Regions from separate parts of the Mus musculus genome. Here region 1 is linked to region 2. A link is a loop called in an ENCODE intact Hi-C map of the cell type or tissue named here. Cell type or tissue: gastrocnemius. All regions are shown on one strand. Links, peaks and the distances in the headings refer to the core of each region. The heading gives the core; the rest is flanking DNA.

Evidence for each region. Peaks named below come from ENCODE experiments on the same cell type or tissue, not always from the same donor. Only the 100,000 strongest peaks of a DNase experiment are listed, where the experiment ranks them.
Region 1: a loop joins it to region 2, with 4 times the contacts of the local background. A loop is called at or near these places in 4 of 42 quality-filtered maps.

The regions. Positions count from the first base shown.
Region 1 is chr14:16,522,032-16,531,564 of GRCm38, reverse strand. All of the region lies in intron 2 of Rarb (retinoic acid receptor, beta), which reads left to right. Among named protein-coding and RNA genes, the nearest start is that of Rarb, 49 kb to the left of the region's middle. In gastrocnemius, for the core only: a CTCF peak has its summit at 5,176; a DNase peak (open chromatin) is centred at 2,719; H3K27ac peaks cover 827 bases.
Region 2 is chr14:16,429,464-16,438,996 of GRCm38, reverse strand. It overlaps Top2b (topoisomerase (DNA) II beta), which reads right to left. Exons shown (of 36, transcript NM_009409.2): 36 at 8,210-8,698. The coding sequence ends at 8,531. It overlaps Rarb (retinoic acid receptor, beta), which reads left to right. Exons shown (of 8, transcript NM_011243.2): 5 at 2,087-2,263; 6 at 3,739-3,943; 7 at 4,674-4,832; 8 at 6,730-8,158. The coding sequence ends at 6,926. Among named protein-coding and RNA genes, the nearest start is that of Top2b, 69 kb to the right of the region's middle. In gastrocnemius, for the core only: a CTCF peak has its summit at 4,435 (motif pointing left); DNase peaks (open chromatin) are centred at 2,135, 3,922 and 4,410; H3K27ac peaks cover 3,069 bases.

The sequences.
Region 1 (9,533 bases), core at 430-8,429, 93 kb before region 2:
TGACCAGCATTTGGGTTCAGTTTGCCACTTGATGAGACAGCTTATTGATTTAATTTTTCTATTAGTTGAGCTTACTGATTATTGGGATAACTTCTCTTGGCCAAGTTGAACTGACCTTCAGTCATTGGGATAACTTCTTCTGGCCAAGTTGAACTGACCTTCTCAGTCTTCTCCCACTCCTCATTTACACCAGGGAAATAACAAGTGGAGGGTCCCTGAGGCAGGCAAAGACTTTCAAGGCACAGAGTTGCTTGCCATGACTCCTCTATAATGAAGGTAAAACATACCTTTTCATGGATTATTCCAAAAATAGGGGCACAAAGTTAAATTGTATATGACTAAATGACTTTTAAATCCTCCAGAGTGTCTCAGTTACCAATGCTTTGTAACAAATTGCCCATCCTGAAGGTGTATGGCAGTCCTTTCCCTTCTAGAATGTGTATATCACTAATTTAGATGGCTGTTTCTGCCTCATGGTGCCTTGAGCTGCTGTTACTGAACCAAGCAGCTGGAATGACTTGTCAACTGACCGTGTGGATCATGGGAAGGAACTTTTCTTTGGTTGTGGTAATTGATGCTTCCTGTGGAAAAGGTTCTCATCTAGAGCTACAAATAGAATGGCCAACAAGTACCTTCATGAGTGTGGCATGGGCTTGCTTACAAGATGGCAGCTCCAGGGACAAACACTACAGGTAGTCTACAGGGCTGAAGCTGGGATACTGAGGACCACGAGTGGAAGTCACATGTCCTTTTCTTTCGTAGTGTTCCCTTTGTCAGTTCTATTTGGCTAAAGAAATCACTAACCAGTTCAGACTCCAGGAGGTGAGGATCAGAGGCTCCTCAGTCTGGGGTGGCACCAGGGACATTTCAGTTTGTCTGTTATATTTGGTTTTACAGTAGCAAGGATTGAATCCAGGGCTTCCCACGCACTAGGCAAGCATTGTGTACTAAGTTGCCCCATCAACCCTTTTTTTTACTGATTTTGAAACTGGTTCTTGCCACGTTGTACAGGTTTGTCCTGGATGTCTCTATAGCCTGAGAAGGTCTTGAGTCTGGCACATTTAGCAGCCTGTGTTTAACAAACTCTGGTGTGGGCAAGCTCATTGTGCTACCTTAGGACACCCCAGCCTGCTGCAAACTGGGAGTTTTCCTAAACTCAATGTCAAATAAAGTGGATAGCTGACCATTACAAAACTATTGTAAGATAAATAAATATGGGCCTTTGCTTACAAGATGGGTTATGGCTCACCTGGAAGTGTAGGTGGGAACAGATGCAGCCTGATGCACAGGGGTTCCCTCTACTTCCCAAACAGTCTTCGTTCATAGAAGAGTTATCAACTCTGAACATAAACAGATAGACACACGGGCAAGACGATGACCAGAGTCCAGGGAAGGGATCTCTCTTACAGGTTTATAGGAAGGAGGGGTTCTCTGCCACATGACTGGTGTGGCGTCCATACTGCATGCTTATTTTCAGGCTGGTTGATTTCCAGGCGACAAGAGGGAGATGGAGAGCAGGGCCCTGTAGTTCACATGTACTCACTAGTAGCCCATGGTACGTTGGAGTCTTTTACCCTGGAGCTTCTACACAGAATCAGCTATTGGAAAAGAGTGATCCAGCTGCATATGGCTGTGACCTGAGTGGCCTTTGCTCTCGCTTCTAACAGAACCCACCTCACCTATATTCTCATTAAGTGATACATGGTCATTTGACCTCTAAGAGTGAATCAGGGCTGGCAGGCAATAAAGAGACAGAAGTGCACTGAGGGTGTACACAATGTTTGCAGCAATAGAGGGAAAGCTGGGGGGGGGGGGGAGACCACCTCTGTGACACCGTAATGGACTTGTTGATTTTAAGCAGCTGAGTACATTTTTTGCTTCTATTAACCTAGATCCTCTGGTCCCTGTGTTTCATAATGTTCCCCATGCAGAGTGCTGCTCACCTTCCTGCTGTGCTTGGCAGGGTGGGAGGCCCATGTCCTCAACCCAAACTCTCTCATAGGAATTTGTCTGTGAGCTTCTAATTACAGAGAGGAAAGGTACTCAAAGCATGCAAATATTCTTCACACATTCAAAAGGTGGGGCAGTTTTTAAAATGTTATGTTCTTTTGTTTGTTCCTCTTTAAAACTGGTTCTTGCCACGTTGTACAGGTTTGTCCTGGATGTCTCTATAGAGAAGGTATTGAGTCTGGCATGTTTAGCAGCCTGTGTTTAACAAACTCTGGTGTGGGCAAGCTCATTGTGCTACCTTAGGACACCCCAGCCTGCTGCAAACTGGGAGTTTTCCTAAACTCCCAAATAAAGTGTCTGTGGACTTCTGTGAAGTACATCATGTTAAGGGGAAGGGCAGAAGGAAACATGCCACATATTGGCTTGGGAAACATCACTGAGACCATGTTCTCTGGCTATGCCCTGGCATGCCAGGTTGTAGAACAAGAGACAATTCTGCTGCTGCTCTAACTTATGGACCTTGCTGCTTGTAACTTCTTTGCTCAAGTCCTTACCCATTCAACTATTAGCACTTTGTAGCCTCCATGCAAATGCTGGGAAGGTGAATGGACATGAGTCAAAGTCTGCAATGTTTTCTCTGCAACCAAAAACTCTCTGAAAACTGTGGGTAAAACTGAAGACCAGCAAGCAAGACCCTGCAGTGTAGCACGGCAGCTGCTCTCCATGGGTAACCTGGAAAGGGAATCCTGCAGCCCTCGGCTGAGCAGGCAGCTCCCTCTGGCAGGTGTTAACAGTCTTGGGTGAGAAGCCAGGGCTTTGTGTATGGAACATATGTCATCCCTTCACAGTGTCTTCCAGACATGTTTCTGTTCTCCACAGCTGTATCCAGCTTGCTTGAAGGACCTGCTATCACCTGGACTTTATTCCCATTTCATTTACCCCTTGTAGGTTCCTTTGCCTTGTAGAAGCTTCTGTTTAATGATTTTTATTGCAACTAGTAGGTTGGGTTTCTTGTTGTTGTTTTTGTTGTTGTTGTTGTTGCTGTTGTTTTAGTTTGCTTTGGTTTGCTTTTGCTTTTGCTTCTTTAAGTATTTTCATGTGCCAGGTTCTATTTCAAGCTCTTTTACATAACCTTTATAACTATGGAAAAAGAGACACTAGTACTGATTTTTAAATTCTTTTAAATTTTATTTTATCTGAAACTAAACCTTAAAAAAGGTATCAAGACTGTGTAACTTGTCAGAGATGACACAGGAAGCTGCAGATGTGGGACGTGAACCCAGGCTACCTGGTGCAAGACCCAAGCCTGTAGCCACTGGATTGTCTCCCCAGTGCCTCTCCCAAGCTTCCCCTTCCCTCCCAGAGCTGGAGGGACTGTAAGCTGACCACACAGCAGCCCACCAAGTCTTCTCTACATTCTTTATTCTAGTAACTCCTCAGTAAATGTACATGTGGGTAAGAAGCTGGACAGAGGCTGAGACCAGAAGTCTATCCTCTGAAACTCTACAGGACTTTCTTCATCAACAGCACAACTTTCCTTGAGTTATTCTCTTAATCATTTTTGGTCACTAGAAGAACATATTTTTCACAAAAGAATTGGAGGGGCCTCTCTGTTAATGTACAACTATCAAGCTATTTTTGCATTACATTTTTCATGCTTATTTCTCAAGAAGGAACCAGCCATTCCCATTGACAGCATATCTCAGTTTATATGCCACTTGCCATATGCTGCTCCTGTATTGGAAAGCATGAACTAGCCAGTACCCCCAGAGCTCGTGTCTCTAGCTGCATATGTAGCAGAAGATGGCCTAGTCGGCCATCATTGGGAAGAGAGGCCACTTGGTCTTGCAAACTTTATATGCCCCAGTGCAAGGGAAGACCAGGGCCAAGAAGTGGGAGTGGGTGGGTAGGGGAGCAGGGCCAGGGGAGGGTATAGGAAACTTTCGGGATAGCATTTGAAATGTAAATAAAGAAAATATCTAATAAAAAATCAAAAAAAGAAAAAACCAACAACAACAACAACAAAAAGAAAGAAAGAAAAAGAGAGAGAGAGAGAGAGAGAGAGAGAGAGAGAGAGAGAAAGGAAGGAAGGAAGGAAGGAAGGAAGGAAGAAAGAAAGAAAGAAAGAAAGAAAGAAAGAAAGAAAGAAAGAAGGAAAACAGACTAGAACTGTGAGATGGCCAGTGCACAAGGAGGTGGTGAGGAAGCAAAGCATCTTGGGTCCAGGCTTCGGAGAGGTTGTTTTGTTTTATTTTTATTTTTTGTGGAAAGATCTTATATAGAGCAGGCTAGCCTAGATCATGATCCTCCTGCTTTGGCTTCCCATGTGCTGGTGGGATAGATTTTTAAGTAACTATTTTTGGAGGAAAATAATTGGAAATTTACTCACTGGTGGAAAAACTAGATGATACGTGCTTGTGTGAGTATATGTTTCTGTGTGTGTGTTTGTGTGTGTGTGTGTGTGTGTGTGTGTGCTTGTGTGTGTGTGTGTGTGTGTGTATGTGTGTGTTTTTGTGTGTATGTGTGTGTGTGTATACATGTGTACTCCTCATTCATTTATGCAGTTGAATTTCTTGTTCTTTGAGGTAGAAGACAGATACATGCTTTCATCAAAGGCATCCCGGCATGGTAAACACAAGCTTCTGGGAGGCTCCTTTGGGGATAGGGTGTATTCCATAGGGTGACATCAGATGATTGGCTTCCCACTCCGTTCAGTCTTCTGGAGCAGAAGCGTATTATCCTACCTATAGTTACCATGACCAAAACATCATGGGAAGAGAAGGATTTATTTGGCTTACATTTTTACAGCATAGTCTACCATAAAAGGAAGTCAGGAACCTGGAAGCAAAAGCTGGTGCTGCTTATTGGCTTGCTCTTTATGGCTTGCTAAGCCTGCTTTCTTATAGAACCCAGGACCACTAGCCTAAGTGTATCCCTACCCACAATGGGTTGCCCACCCCCCAATCAGTTACTAAGAAAATGCCCCACAGGCTTGTCTGCTTACAGCCTGATTTTCTGCAGGCCTTTTTTTCAATTGAAGTTTTCTCCTCTTAAATGACTATAGGTTATTTCAAGTTGACATAAAACTATCCAGCACAAGTATGATACATCTTAAAATATTATTTAATTTCATCTTTGTTGTATGACATTTTGTGGTGAGACATGAGCAAATGTCTTCTCACTCCAAGTAGGGAACTGATGAAAGACCAAACTAACACTATGACCAAGCTCCAGCAGGGTGAGCCAGTGAGTTTTATTGGGGTCACTTACACAAGCCTAACTGACTCAAAGGCAGTTGCATCACTGAAAACCAGCCAGCCATGAGTAACAATTCACAAACTCTGGAGAGCAGCCCTGGAAAGCTATCCTGAAGTGCTGGGGCATGCTGCACGACATGAAGGCAGCGCAACTGGTCAGTGAGTCTCTTCCAGATAGCCTGACTGGTCTTTGTCTGTATAGTCCTTACTGCTCACATCATTTTAGGGAGGGCGGGGCTTTGTGAATCTGCTTTCAGGGACTTCCTGGGAAGTTTTAGTTGTTTACTTCCTGAGTCTTAATAAGCATCCTTTTAGAAACTTCAAAGTCTGAATGAGCTTTCCTTTAGAGTAGAATGTCTCATCTGAACAGAATTTATTATGTGAGGGCCCTGCTCACAAGAGAACACAGGGAAGCCCCACAGAGCTGCAGAGTTAGAAGACATAAATCCAGCAACAACTTTCTGAACCTCAAGGTTAGAAGGCAAGCTAGGACTCAAAACCCAGAAATAAGCAGGGCCAAGACTTGGAGGCAAACTCTGGACACGAGCAGCAGCCTTTCTCCTTTCTTATTCTCTGCATTAGTTAATGGCTAATCTACAGACTGTGCGGCTCTCAGATAGAGCACAGTTTAAAATATTTTATCATTAATGTGACAGGAAGTTGGATAAAGAAAATGAAGCGTGATTATAAAATGCTAATTATCACTCTCAAGTGCATAGTGGGCACTTGTGAATATTTGCAGCGTAATTTGCTTTATTTATTATTTCAGTTTGGTTATAAATGTTAATTCAATTGCAGATGGTATGTTGGCAATTTACAGAGCTATAAAATTATTTGGAAATCCTAATATTTTCTACAAAAATGTTGTGGATGAGCTAAATTAAAATGAGCCTGCTCCTTAGAGTTAAATACATTAATTGGCAAGTAGGCTGCAGGGATTTGCAGATGGAGCTGGCTATGTTCACACCTTCCAGGAAAGAGGATGAAATTTCTAATTCAATGTGGAAGTTTTCTGGATGAGAAAGGATGGGAGGACAAGGTCTCTTTCCTACCACAGTCATGAGAATGCAGCCAGATTTCACTCTTGATTGAGAGTTCTGGGGAGACAAACTGGTGTCATGTTTGCCTGTATTTACCAAGAAACTTGGAAAGTAGGTTGCTGACAGTTGTCTGTAATGTGCATGCACGTGTGTGTGTGTGTGTGTGTGTGTGTGAAGGGGCAAGTCATCTGCATTTTCATGTTTTACACTACGCTGTCAGACAAGGGATACAGAATGGATCTTGTGTCCCACCACATTTTATACAATCAAGGAAGAAGTTGGGTTATTTTTGTTGGTTTTGTTTTGGTTTTGTTTGTTTTGTTTCATTTTAAGTTCTTAAACTCATATTAAGTTATAATATGCATTAAAAAGTTATCTTCAACTCACACTTAAGTATAAACCAAGATTTCCCAGGCTGGAGAGATGGCTCCATGCTTAAGAGTGAGTAATAGTCTCTGGATGGTCCATCCTTTCGTCTTAGCTCCAAACTTTGTCACTGTAACTCCTTCCATGGGTATTTTGTTTCCTATTCTAATGAGGAACCAAGTATCCACACATTGGTCTTCCTTCTTCTTGATTTTCTTGTGTTTTGCAAATTGTATCCTGGGTATTCTAAGTTTCTGGGCTAATATCCACTTACCAGTGAGTGCATATCAAGTGACTTCTTTTGTGATTGGATTACCTCACTCAGGATGATATCCTCCAGATCCATCCATTTGCCCAAGAATTTCATAAATTCATTGTTTTTAATAGCTGAGTAGTACTCCATTGTGTAAATGTACCACATTTTCTGTATCCATTCCTCTGTTGAGGGACATCTGAGTTCTTTCCAGCTTCTGGCTACTATAAATAAGGCTTCTGGGATCCATCCCATAATCAACCACCAAACGCAGACACTATTGCATATGCCAGCAAGATTTTGCTGAAAGGACCCTGATATAGCTGTCTCGTGTGAAGCTATGCCAGTGCCAGGCAAATACAGAAGTGGATGCTCACAGTCATCTATTCGATGGAACACAAGGCCCCCCAATGGAGGAGCTAGAGAAAGTACCCAAGGAGCTGAAGGGGTCTGCAACCCAATAGGAGGAACAACAATATGAACTAACCAGTACCCCCACAGCTCGTGTCTCTAGCTGCATATGTAGCAGAAGATGGCCTAGTCAGCCATCATTGGGAAGAGAGGCCCGTTGGTCTTGCAAACTGTATATGCCCTAGTACAGGGGAATGCCAGAGCCAAGAAGTGGGAGTGGGTGGGTGGGGGAGCGGGGCGGGTGGGAGGGTATAGGGGACTTTCGGGATAGCATTTGAAATGTAAATGAAGAAAATATCTACTAAAAATTTGAAAAAAAAAGAGTGAGTAATAGTGTTCTGGAGGATGACAGTTGGTGCTTAGCACCCATGTTGGATGGCTACAAGCACCTTTGGCTGTAGCTTCAGGGAATATAATACCCTCTGGTCTCCATGAAGCACCCACACACACCCCCCATCTCTTTTTGTCACACACACACACACACACACACACACACACACACAGAGGCATGCTCAGAGGCATACATCTATGTGTGTTGTATGTGGCTACTCCCTCACCACAGAGTGAGTATTTAAGAAGGAGATTATAATCAAAAGCAAAAAAATCTGCCAGGACCCAGATTAGACTACCTGCCATCATGTAATGAATGAAATGGAAACTTCAGCCTGTTTCGGTTTTGTCTTCACCTCAATTATATATTTATAGGTCCATAAGAACTTGGGGTAGAGAAGAATTTTTCTAGCAAACTTCTTGTTTTCGAAAGCTGGACAATGGTAAATGTGAGTCCCAGCTTCCTTCTTTTGTGTTGTTAATAAGTAAAAGAAGTAATATGATATTGCCATTATATACATGCCAAACATCCTCTTTGCCCCAAAATAAAAATAAAAGTAAGACTTATTTTCTTTTATTGTCAAATTAAAGGCATAAACTAAGCCATGTCCATGCAATGTTCCGCTTGCGTTCATAATTAGGAACCCGCATGTAACAACCATGTCAGCAACATGCCCCCTTTGCTAAGCCATTTGGGGAGATGTCATTCCTTCTAAGAAATACTGTGCTTAATTAATTCTTGCTCCTAGGAGGTCAACCTGGGGCACTTGTTATGGCTTTAATTGGTGGCATAAATCCTGAGACACAGGAGGAAAAGTAGACTGAGCAGTTAGTGGTCTCTCACCTTTTGTGGAGTGTGCTATAGTGCCAGCACATCATGGACAGTGACAGCTTCTAGGTCTGATGGCTTGAGGTCTTGTCACGCTGACAAGAAGAAGTAAAGGCCGATGCCCTATGAGGAAAAGGTTCAGCAGCAGGTACTGGTGTTCTACATTCAACAACGGGAGGTGACCTGCTACCATCTGACTGGGAAAAAATGTGTTTCTGTGAACTCCAGGGCCTACATATTAAATTATGTTCATTATACAACCCATCTGGAGTCCCTGCCAAGCCAAAAACAATCATCTTACGGGCATTAGCAAAAGGAAGCAAAATGTAATTTTTTTAATTGTATACTTTTCATTTCCATTTATTTTCCCCTTTATTGAAGAAACCAGATCATAAGGAAACCATCATCCCCTCCCTTGCCCTCATTCCCTTCAGGGCACAGGCAGAAAAATCCCTGGCTGTGGCTTCTCGCACATGGTGGCTTGAGGTGACATGAGGCTGTCTGACATAGATGAAGCCAGTAGCTGGTTTGGGAGGTTGAAGCTGGGAGGTAGATTTCAGAAGGAAAGAGAACACAACGGCTGGTGCTGGCTTTCTCTGAAGTGGGCTGCCACAAATTACATTTGACAGAGTAGAAATGAAACTCATAAATATCACATAAGATGTAGCTTATTTTTGTGTCCTCTTGTCAATGTCCGCTGGCTGGGTTTGACTCAAGACAAAGTCTCCAGGATTTGGGACATTTATTACTCTCCCGCTCTTTGCTTACCTGACTGACAAGCCCACATAGAATGTATAAGATGATGCCCCCCCCCATCCAGACCTGTGGAGATCTCAAATAATGGTCCTAGGAGGTAGTCTGAGGGGTTCAGGCTGGAACTGAGACCGTAGCTGAGCACTTCGCACAGTGGTTTGATGGCAGAGGGAAGCCCCTACACTTGTGGACCCCATTGAGTGCTTTCACCCCTGACCTGCTGGAGGGCAGATGGCAGATGGGTTATGCAGCAGACTCCATTGGCAGATATCTACTGGAGCCAAATGTGGTCCTGGATCTGATCTGGGGAAAACATTCTATATAGCAAATGGCATGCAGACCAC
Region 2 (9,533 bases), core at 499-8,498:
AAACTTAACTAAGCTCTACTCAGTGCTCATTGTATCCTCTGTATGATAGGCAGTGACAAGCCAAGCAAAGGAGCCAAGGACTATATGTAGATGGGGAAGCCACATAGGGATTTAGAGGCAAGCTGTAAAAGCAGCCACGGGCTGTGCAGGGGAGCGGGAAGGTGGTCAGTTTTCATAGAAGGCCAAGGAAGGTATAACAACAGAAGGTTAAACTGACCACAGACTCAAGGGAGTACATGATGCAGGGATAAGAGGCAGCTATCTAGAAAGGGAGACTCACGGTGTAGAGGCCTGAGGCTAGTCCTTGGTCAACCTTCAGGTAAAGCAAGGAGAGACATGAGAGGCTAGAGCTGAGAGTTGGTGGGGACAGTGTGAGCAGGGGTGAACTCTAGGAGGAAGGAGGGGATAGGAGGAAGGAGAAGACTGCAGGAAGGAAGGAAGAGGGAGTTGAAGGCTTCTAGGATCTTCTGAGGAGACCACTTCTCAGTTACTTTCTAGATCTGGAGAACCCTTTCCAGATGTTGGAATTTCACTGAATTGACAAAAGTTCAGAGGTCTCTGGGATTTGATAGGACTTTCCTTCCTTGTATCCCTCTCCATTATCCCCTTGTCTCCCCTCCCATCACCAAAGTGATTTGGGCTTCTAGTTTCATGGAAATGAGGGAGATGATGGCAGAGATGAGGGAGAAAATTCTGAGAGAGATAATTACAGAAGGAGGAGATGGTCAGAGACTAGACCTGGGCAGGAGGTATCTGTTACACTCACCTTATGGATGCCATACCTAATACTTCTGTTGCTCTGGAAGCCTGATAGGCCCAGGCCTTTAGATGTGACATCATACATGGTTGAGTGTCACTTTTTGACCTTTGTTTTTCTTAGGAGACATTTCAGTGCATCATGGAGGCTGAATAGTATACTGTTGCTATGGTCACTGCAAGCTACCTTCTGTTCCATCATGTCCCTGTAATGGTGTCTGTGGCCACTGTAGGCTATGTCCTGGTTCCTTAGACCCCTGACTCAGTGGTTAATATTCTCCTTATTCTGTTGCATATACCAAGCAGCCAGCATCCTACCCTTGTGTGACTCAAGGTGTTTTCTAAGCATGGCTTGCAAACCACAGTGCCACCATTAAATAAAACAAGCCTCCTGAACACTTTACTGTTCATACTTTGCACTTTCTCCTGTTTATTAGTCTCTCTTCTTTATTTGTTTGAAATGGAGCTCAGAGAAGGTTTCCACCTCCTCCAATAAACGTCTTGTAGCTATCTTGTTTTATCTAAGTTTAGCTTCTGGAGTATAATTTTCATGATATAATGTGTCATCTTCTAAGAAGGTATGAATTGGCATGTTGCAGACTCTTCTCAACATTATAGAAAGGCTCCCTCCTCACCTGTGACAGCCTGCCCCACCCACAGTCCCCTGAAGGCATTGCCCTATCCTTCCACCAGTGCGGTATCACCTTTTCTACAATGATCTGGTCCTGTGTATCTGTCTCCTCCCTTTAGTACAATGCTATTGGCGGCCACAGATGTGTGCCTGCCTCCTTTTGTTGATGGCACCTTCCCACTCACTACATAGTCATTATTGAGCACCGTAACATTATTGAACATTGGCTTCCTCTCCGCAGCTGCTCCTGTGCACTGTCAAGAGTGGCTCCTTGGCTTTACATAGTATCTGGGGCTCAGCATGGCTGTTGCGCTGCTCACCATGTTCCTGTGTGTCCTATGAGCAGATGCAGAGGTTTCATCTGGCTCAAGTTTGATGTAGGCCAGACTGAAGCCCGGTGGTATGTTCTCCTTAGGATACCCACATGGCGGTAGTGAGCAGTGATGATCCATGTCTAGAGGCAGCACATATACCACAGTAGGTCTGTCATTCCTTCATTACGTGTGGATAAGCACACAGGGAAACTTGCCCTCATTCATTCCCTGGCTGTCTTGAGGCTGCTGTAAACAGCTTGTGGAGTTGAAAGCAGGAATCCGAGGTCACTCCGAGAAAGCAAATATGAGCCCCCTCGTCCCTATGTCCTGACACCATGCTGTCATTCACTTTCCTCTTCCCTTTCTTCTTCTCCCACCTTCTCAGAATTCCAGCGCTGACCACCGGGTCCGATTGGACTTGGGCCTCTGGGACAAATTCAGTGAGCTGGCCACCAAGTGCATTATTAAGATCGTGGAGTTCGCCAAGCGTCTGCCGGGCTTCACAGGTCTGACCATCGCAGACCAGATCACCCTGCTCAAAGCCGCCTGCTTGGATATCTTGGTAGGATCTTTTCTGAACTCTAGGAGGAAGGAGGGGATAGGAGGAAGGAGAAGACGGAAGGAAGGAAGGAAGGAAGGAAGGAAGGAAGGAAGGAAGGAAGGAAGGAAGGAAGGAAGGAAGGAAGGAAGAGGGAGTTGGAGGCTTCTAGGATCTTCTGAGGAGACCACTTCTCAGTTACTTTCTAGATCTGGAGAATCCTTTCCAGATGTTGGAATTTCACTGAATTGACAAAAATTCAGAGGTCTCTGGGATTTGATAGGACTTTCCTTCCTTGTATCCCTCTCCATTATGATCAGGAGAGTGACTCCTCACTGGCCTTCAGTGATGGCCTGCTACCTAGTATCTGTATACCCTTTTGTAGACCAGGTAGGCCCTAGGGAAGGACTGGAGACTGCTGGAGCTCACCAGGCCTAAGGCCTTTACGGTGAGAGAAGGCAGGCGTTCTGTGGGATGATGTGGCAGAGGGTATGGAGCACATGTAGGTCTGGACAGTAACAATAAGCACAAGGAGGGAGTACCTTCTAGAGTAGAGAATCTACTTGCGTTCCATGGTAGGGTGCAAACACCCTCTCCCCAACTCTGACCCTGACTTCCTCCTAACCCCTGCAGTCTGCTGCCTCTGTTCCTGTCTATGGCATGATGGCTGTGTAGCTACAAACACACTGTATTATAAGAGGGCTTTCCTTGAGTCAGATTCATTACCCCTCAGCTTAAACTATAGGATGTTCATCTGAAAGACTGGGTATAGGGCATGCTAAGTATCTAATAAAGACTTCTTATAGTTACCTTCCTGTGGATACAACCAAATATCTGAAAGACACAAGTTAAGGGAGTTCTATTTGAGCTCATGGTTTGAGAATAGAAGCCACAATGATAAGAAAGCCATGTATGTAGGACTGTGAGGCAACTGGCCACATTGTACCCAGAGTCAAGAAAATGCCAGCTTTTTGTTGTTGTTGTTGTTGTTGTTGTTTTCAGTCTGAAAGCTCCTAGTCTCTGGAGTGTGTGCCACACACATCCAGGGTACATCTTGTCTGATTAGTTTAGCCCTTGTGAAATACCATCACTCAGACATGCCTAGAAGTATGTGTGTTCCCATAGCAAGTTTAGATCCCATAAAGTCGACATGAAGATTAGCTATCACAGTTGGTAAGGATCATCCTTACTTATTTTTGGTTGACTAAACTTTTGAAAATAGAATCTTGTTAATCTTCTTTGCACTAGTACCTGGCTTAGTGCCTGAGAGGTAAGTACTCAAGAAATAGATATTTCAATCAAATGATGATTTATTTTAGTAAAAAGTTATTTCTCAAAATGTGAGTCCTACATATTATTCCTATCAACCTCAACAGTGGGGCATACTGTCCAGATGACCCAGGCTCCTTTTTCTTCTACCATAGATCTGGTCAGTGCTGTCAGGGCAGGCCGTCATAAATGATGCAGCAAGTGTACATGCATACTTTTTTTTCTTCCAGATTCTCAGAATTTGTACCAGGTATACCCCAGAGCAAGACACCATGACTTTCTCTGATGGCCTTACACTAAATCGAACTCAGATGCACAATGCTGGCTTCGGTCCTCTGACTGACCTTGTGTTCACCTTTGCCAACCAGCTCCTGCCTTTGGAAATGGATGACACAGAAACAGGCCTTCTCAGTGCCATCTGTTTAATCTGTGGAGGTACTGACTCCTTAGAAACCGTCACCAGACCCCAACAGAGCAATTACAAAGGCACAGAAGAGATCTCCACTGGGGTTCTTTGGCATGAGAAAGGCGTTGTACTTCTTTCTGTTGCAAACTAAGTACTGGTGTTTGAGCTCCTTCTGCCAAAACAAAAGAAATGCCAAAATGAGTTTGTTCTGTTTCTCTTGTGGGAAACAGGTGCTTTTGTAAAAGCAGGATTGTACTGCTGTGTGCCTAAGGACATTTTAGTGATGACCTACACAAATCACATGTTATTTGAATTCAAATCACCTCTTGGTCTTCCCCACCATACAGGTGCCTACCTGGTGGGCTGGAATAAAGTATGGCCCCTTCTTTGTAGTGACCCCTGCTGGCTAACCAGAAGCCAACTTTAGTTCAAAAGTAATGGTTGTAATGAAGGGGAAAGGTTATCTACCTGGCTTTTACAGGCTGCCCAGGGTTCTTTTGTTCAGCTCAATACTGACACCATCTGGCCATGAGAGGTAATTCTTGCCTCTGGGCCTGAGCAAGTGGACATCAAATGAGCTTACTAAGGGGGCATCTTCAAGTGTCACTGCTTAAAGCAATTGCATTTACTCAATTTAGTGTACAACTGAGTCACCAAATAAAGCCACTTTACAGGAGGAATAGGAGACAAGGAAAGATAGCCAGCAGTCTCTGAGCCTGTCTGATCACTAAACACTGAATACTTTCTCCTGCTATCCAGACCGCCAGGACCTTGAGGAACCAACAAAAGTAGACAAGCTCCAAGAACCACTGCTGGAAGCACTAAAGATTTACATTAGAAAACGACGACCCAGCAAGCCTCACATGTTTCCAAAGATCTTAATGAAAATCACAGATCTCCGCAGCATCAGCGCGAAAGGTATGTCTTCAAAGGTGGAAAGCAGAACAGAGCTTGGCCAACTTTTGCTTTTTAAAGCCCATATTTTAATATCAGGAGTCCCATTATTGCTTAAGTTGGGATGTCTATCTCATAGAAATCAAAAGGAATTAGCCTTGTCTGAGCACTCATGTGTGTGTAGTTAAGAGCACCTCAGGTTTCCTAAGGAAGACATTTTGATGGTGTCTCTGGTGGGAGATAGTAAAAGCAGAAAGCAGATACCACTACCCAGTGATATTAAGAGATAATTGTTTTAGAATGGATGGCTGGGTAGAAGAGCAACTCTTCAGAGATGATGTGTTTTTTAAGACTGTTATTATTGCTGGGGCTCATATGCATGCCCTTGGAGGTTAAAGGACAATTACATGGAGTCACTTCTCTCCCTCAATCTCTGTGACCTTTCTAGGGCACCAACTCAGTCAAGCAACTTTCAGAGCAAGCTCTGAGCCCTCACCCCCGCTCCCTTTTTCCAGGTTTTATTTTTGATTCCGTACATTTCATTCCAGCTTTTCAAATAACTTAGGCTTCTATACACTCAGCCTATTTTTCCATGGCACCCTAACAACCCTAGGCAAATGAAGGTCACTGTGGCTGCAGCTCTGGTGTAGGCACTTCTTCTGAGTACAGGAATTCTTGCCTGGCTGAGAGATATAAATACTCTTGCCTCATGATTCTCAGTCTATGTGGCAACTCAGGCAATTACAGAAATGCCTAGAGGCATCTCATAGCTGAGTGCAGAGGACTTTTCTATCGAGATGACTCAGCCAGCCACGCTATTACATATCATGTTCCCTCCCATTAGCAGATTCTACACCTCAGGATCTTGGCAAGCCAAGACACAAAAGTGCTTAAATGCACAATGAACTTGCTTGACAAGAAACCTCAGTTCTTGTTTTTTAGTTTTTTTGTGGGTTGGTTTTGTTTTTCTTTTTTTATTCATTTGGTAGTTTGGTTTGAGGGAGCCGAGGGGAACATTCTAAGTTCATTTCCACCACAGGATTAAGAGAAGCAAAAAGACACTAGTACTTGAATGGATGTAATTGAATGAAGTGGGGAGAGAGAGAGAGGAGAGGGAGAGGAGGAGGGAGGGAGGGAGGGAGAGAGAGGGAGAGAGAGGGAGAGAGAGGGAGAGGGAGGGAGAGAGAGGGAGAGAGGGAGAGAGAGAGAGAGAAAGTGTGTTCCTATCACCCTATATATATCCACGCCAGTGACCTGAGGACTAGCAGCCACATACAGAAATGTCCCAAGCCCCATACTAGCAGTAAGTCCAGCAACGCTAGCCACATGGTTCTGAGGTAGTTTTGTTATTGACATATTTCCACCTAACCAGCTGCATGTTGGGGGTGTGTGAGGTGTGGTGGCATGAAACCACCTGGTGCTGGACTGGGTTGCAGAAAACCATCACATACTGTGACTCAAGTCAATCTTTCCATTGTGGAAACTGCCCATCCTTTCACCTTTATTTTCCTGATCTTTCATCAGTGACTTCTCTTTGTAAATTTTATATTCCGAATTTGATTGAAGCACTGCAACTATCAAATATGCACATCACACATCTCCACTTCTTTTTCTTAAAGACTGAGAACCTCTAGTGTGCCCTATTAGTACTTATTCTGTTTTCAAAGGCAGTGGTGGATCAGCCTGTGCCTGAGAACCAATCTAACTGGGATCTCGAAGCACACTTGACATTCTGGTGGCTGACATTCCCACAGTAAACACCTTATAGTTTTTTCTTCCAATAAGTTGGTTCTTCTCAACAAAGACACATGTGACTTGATACATGTATTACACAACTTTTACACACCTGAAGGTGAATGTTGGTTTCTTAGTATCTAGCTGAGCCCTTATCTGACAGGTGTTCTATTATCTCTTGAAAAAGGTGCCGAACGTGTAATTACCTTGAAAATGGAAATTCCTGGATCAATGCCACCTCTCATTCAGGAAATGCTGGAGAATTCTGAAGGACATGAACCCTTGACCCCAAGTTCAAGTGGGAATATAGCAGAGCACAGTCCCAGCGTGTCCCCCAGCTCAGTGGAGAACAGTGGAGTCAGTCAGTCACCACTGCTGCAGTGAGACATTTCCAGCTGTTGCAGACATTCCCCAGGACCTTCAGTTCCAGATTGAAAATGCAAGGAAAACATTTTTACTGCTGCTTAGTTTTTGAACTGAAATATGTTAAACTCAAAAAGGACCAAGAAGTTTTCATATGTATCAATATATATTCCTTACTGTATAACTTCCCTAGAAATACAAACTTTTCAAATTCTGAAAATCAGCCATTTCATGCCACCAGAATCTAGTTTAAAGCTTCTACTTTCCTCTCTGAATAGTCAAGATGCATGGCAAAGACCCAGTTGAGATGATTTAGCCCTGGTTAAGTTTCTGAAGACTTTGTACATATAGAAGTACGGCTCTGTTCTTTCTATACTGTATGTTGGTGCTTTCTTTTGTCTTGCATACTCAATAACCAAGACACCGAGGTTGTGGAGTAAACCACTGTACATCCACTGTACGTCCTGCTTTCATGAATAACCAGGCCTCACGGTAAGGAACCAGGGCCTCTGTACAGTACAAGATGACACTAAAGACACTCTGGTTTAAGTAGTGTGGAAGCTTCTCCTTGCTTTTTGATGCTCTCAAGCTTCATTCTTTCCCTTATGTTGCCCAGATAGAGTACACCACTTCACTGCACTAGCAGAATTCTGTATCACTGAAACTGCCAGTTCAGTTAATCCAACATCATTGTTCAATTGTTAATGATGTCACTTTAAATTAAAAGTGGTTTGTTCCTTAATGACACAACTACCGAATGAAAAAAAAAATGAAGCATTTTTACAGTCATGATAGCCTCCAAGGCAAAAACACTGTCCAGTGTTAATAAGTTTGTTTACCTGTTCACAAGCCATTGGAGAAATATCACAGGATAATCAGCAAGTTAGTCTGCCGTCTGGACTCTAGTAGCCCAGTGTCCTTGCTGACTCAGGCCTGATCCTGGGATTTCCCCCAGTCTTGATGCTTGAAGGTATGGGCAAGTGGCCTCCTCTGGCCTTGTTCAATCACCATGATGCAGACTGACAGCTCTGGGAGAATGAGTGGTTGACAGACTCAAGTGTCGGCTTCTGAGTTCTCATGTAAGCACTAGTGGAATTTTTGTTTGTTCGTTTTTGATATATTAGCAAAAGTCTGTGATGTACCACTAGCTCTGTTTGTACATTGAGATGGTTTAACAGTGCTTTCTATGTTCATATACTGTTTACCTTTTTCCATGGAGTCTCCTGGCAAAGAATAAATATATTTATTTTAAAGGTGTGTGGGAGCTTTCACTACGGTTTCACCTTCAGTAAAGAGTCTAAGAACACAGTTCCATTTTTAATGTTTAAATTTCATTTCAAAAAGCAGATCTGTAGTCTGCAATCATGACAATTAAAATCTGTGCTAATGCACGGTAATCTATAACAATTCTACAAGCCAATCAGACAACACATGACATTTCAATGAGTAAAAAAGAGCATAAAACTGTATGTGTAAGAACAAAATGTTAAAAGGCCTACCACAATAATAAAAAACCATCAATTACATCATCACATTAAAATAAGCCAGATGTACAAAATTCTGAGACAGAAAAGACAAAGGACAACACAAGGTATTTTTGAAAAATGTTCGTGCTCTTTGGGCACTTAATTAAACATTGCAAAATCAACATCTTCTTCTTCATCAGACTCTGCAAAATATTTTACTTCTTTCCTAGCCCGACCAGTCCGTGGGAGAGCCGGTGGTTCAGAAGTGAAGTCTGAGGGGAAGATGTCTACATCTGAATCCTGATCAAAAGATGTTTTCTTCGGTTTCTAACCACCCACCAAAAACAATAAAAAAGAGAAGGTTAAAAATCTCAAAGTAAGGAAAACACAGTGTTAAGAACTATTATTCCTTATACTTACATTTATGGCATATTACCAATAGCCATAGTTTTAATATTATAATTGACATGCTAACTTTAGACTAAAATGAATTATGGAAGAAAAGACAGATTAGCTACGGTAATTGCCTACCTTGGGCTCTTTTGTTATCAAGAGCCCAGTTAAACTCTCATCAGTGCAACATTACTAATCCAACACTTTATTATTAAACAAGTGTATACATATCCACATCAGAAAATATTGAGTTACCCTATTTTTAAGAACATATTCAGAATTTATGGGAGCAGAACAAGACTATGCACAGTATATAGCACACACTAGCACAAGTATTGATAAGAGTATTTAAAAAGTCACAGAGTAGGTAAGAAATAGAGAAGGGAGGTGATGGAGAGGACGGATCTCTAAAGCTATAACCATCTAGACGTGTATTTGTAAGTTTTATGAGGAAGATAAAATAAGTGGCAAAGAGAGTGCAGCTAAGGTCACTCAAAAGAAATGAGGTTTCTAAAGGGTCAGATTAATTAGAAATACTAGGCATAGTCAAACAAATTCATTTTTTTAAAAATCAAATTAATCCAAGTTCATAAGAATATTCTACTATGCAAGTACAATAGTTCAATAGATGAAACAGAAGGTTCTGACTAAGTTGACTTATGGTGCTCTCTTTGCATAAGAATTAGACTACTTATACAAATAATGATGTCTCCTGTTGTTGCTCTGACAGGGCAGCTGCATCAGGGAGCTACCACATGCAGTGCAGATC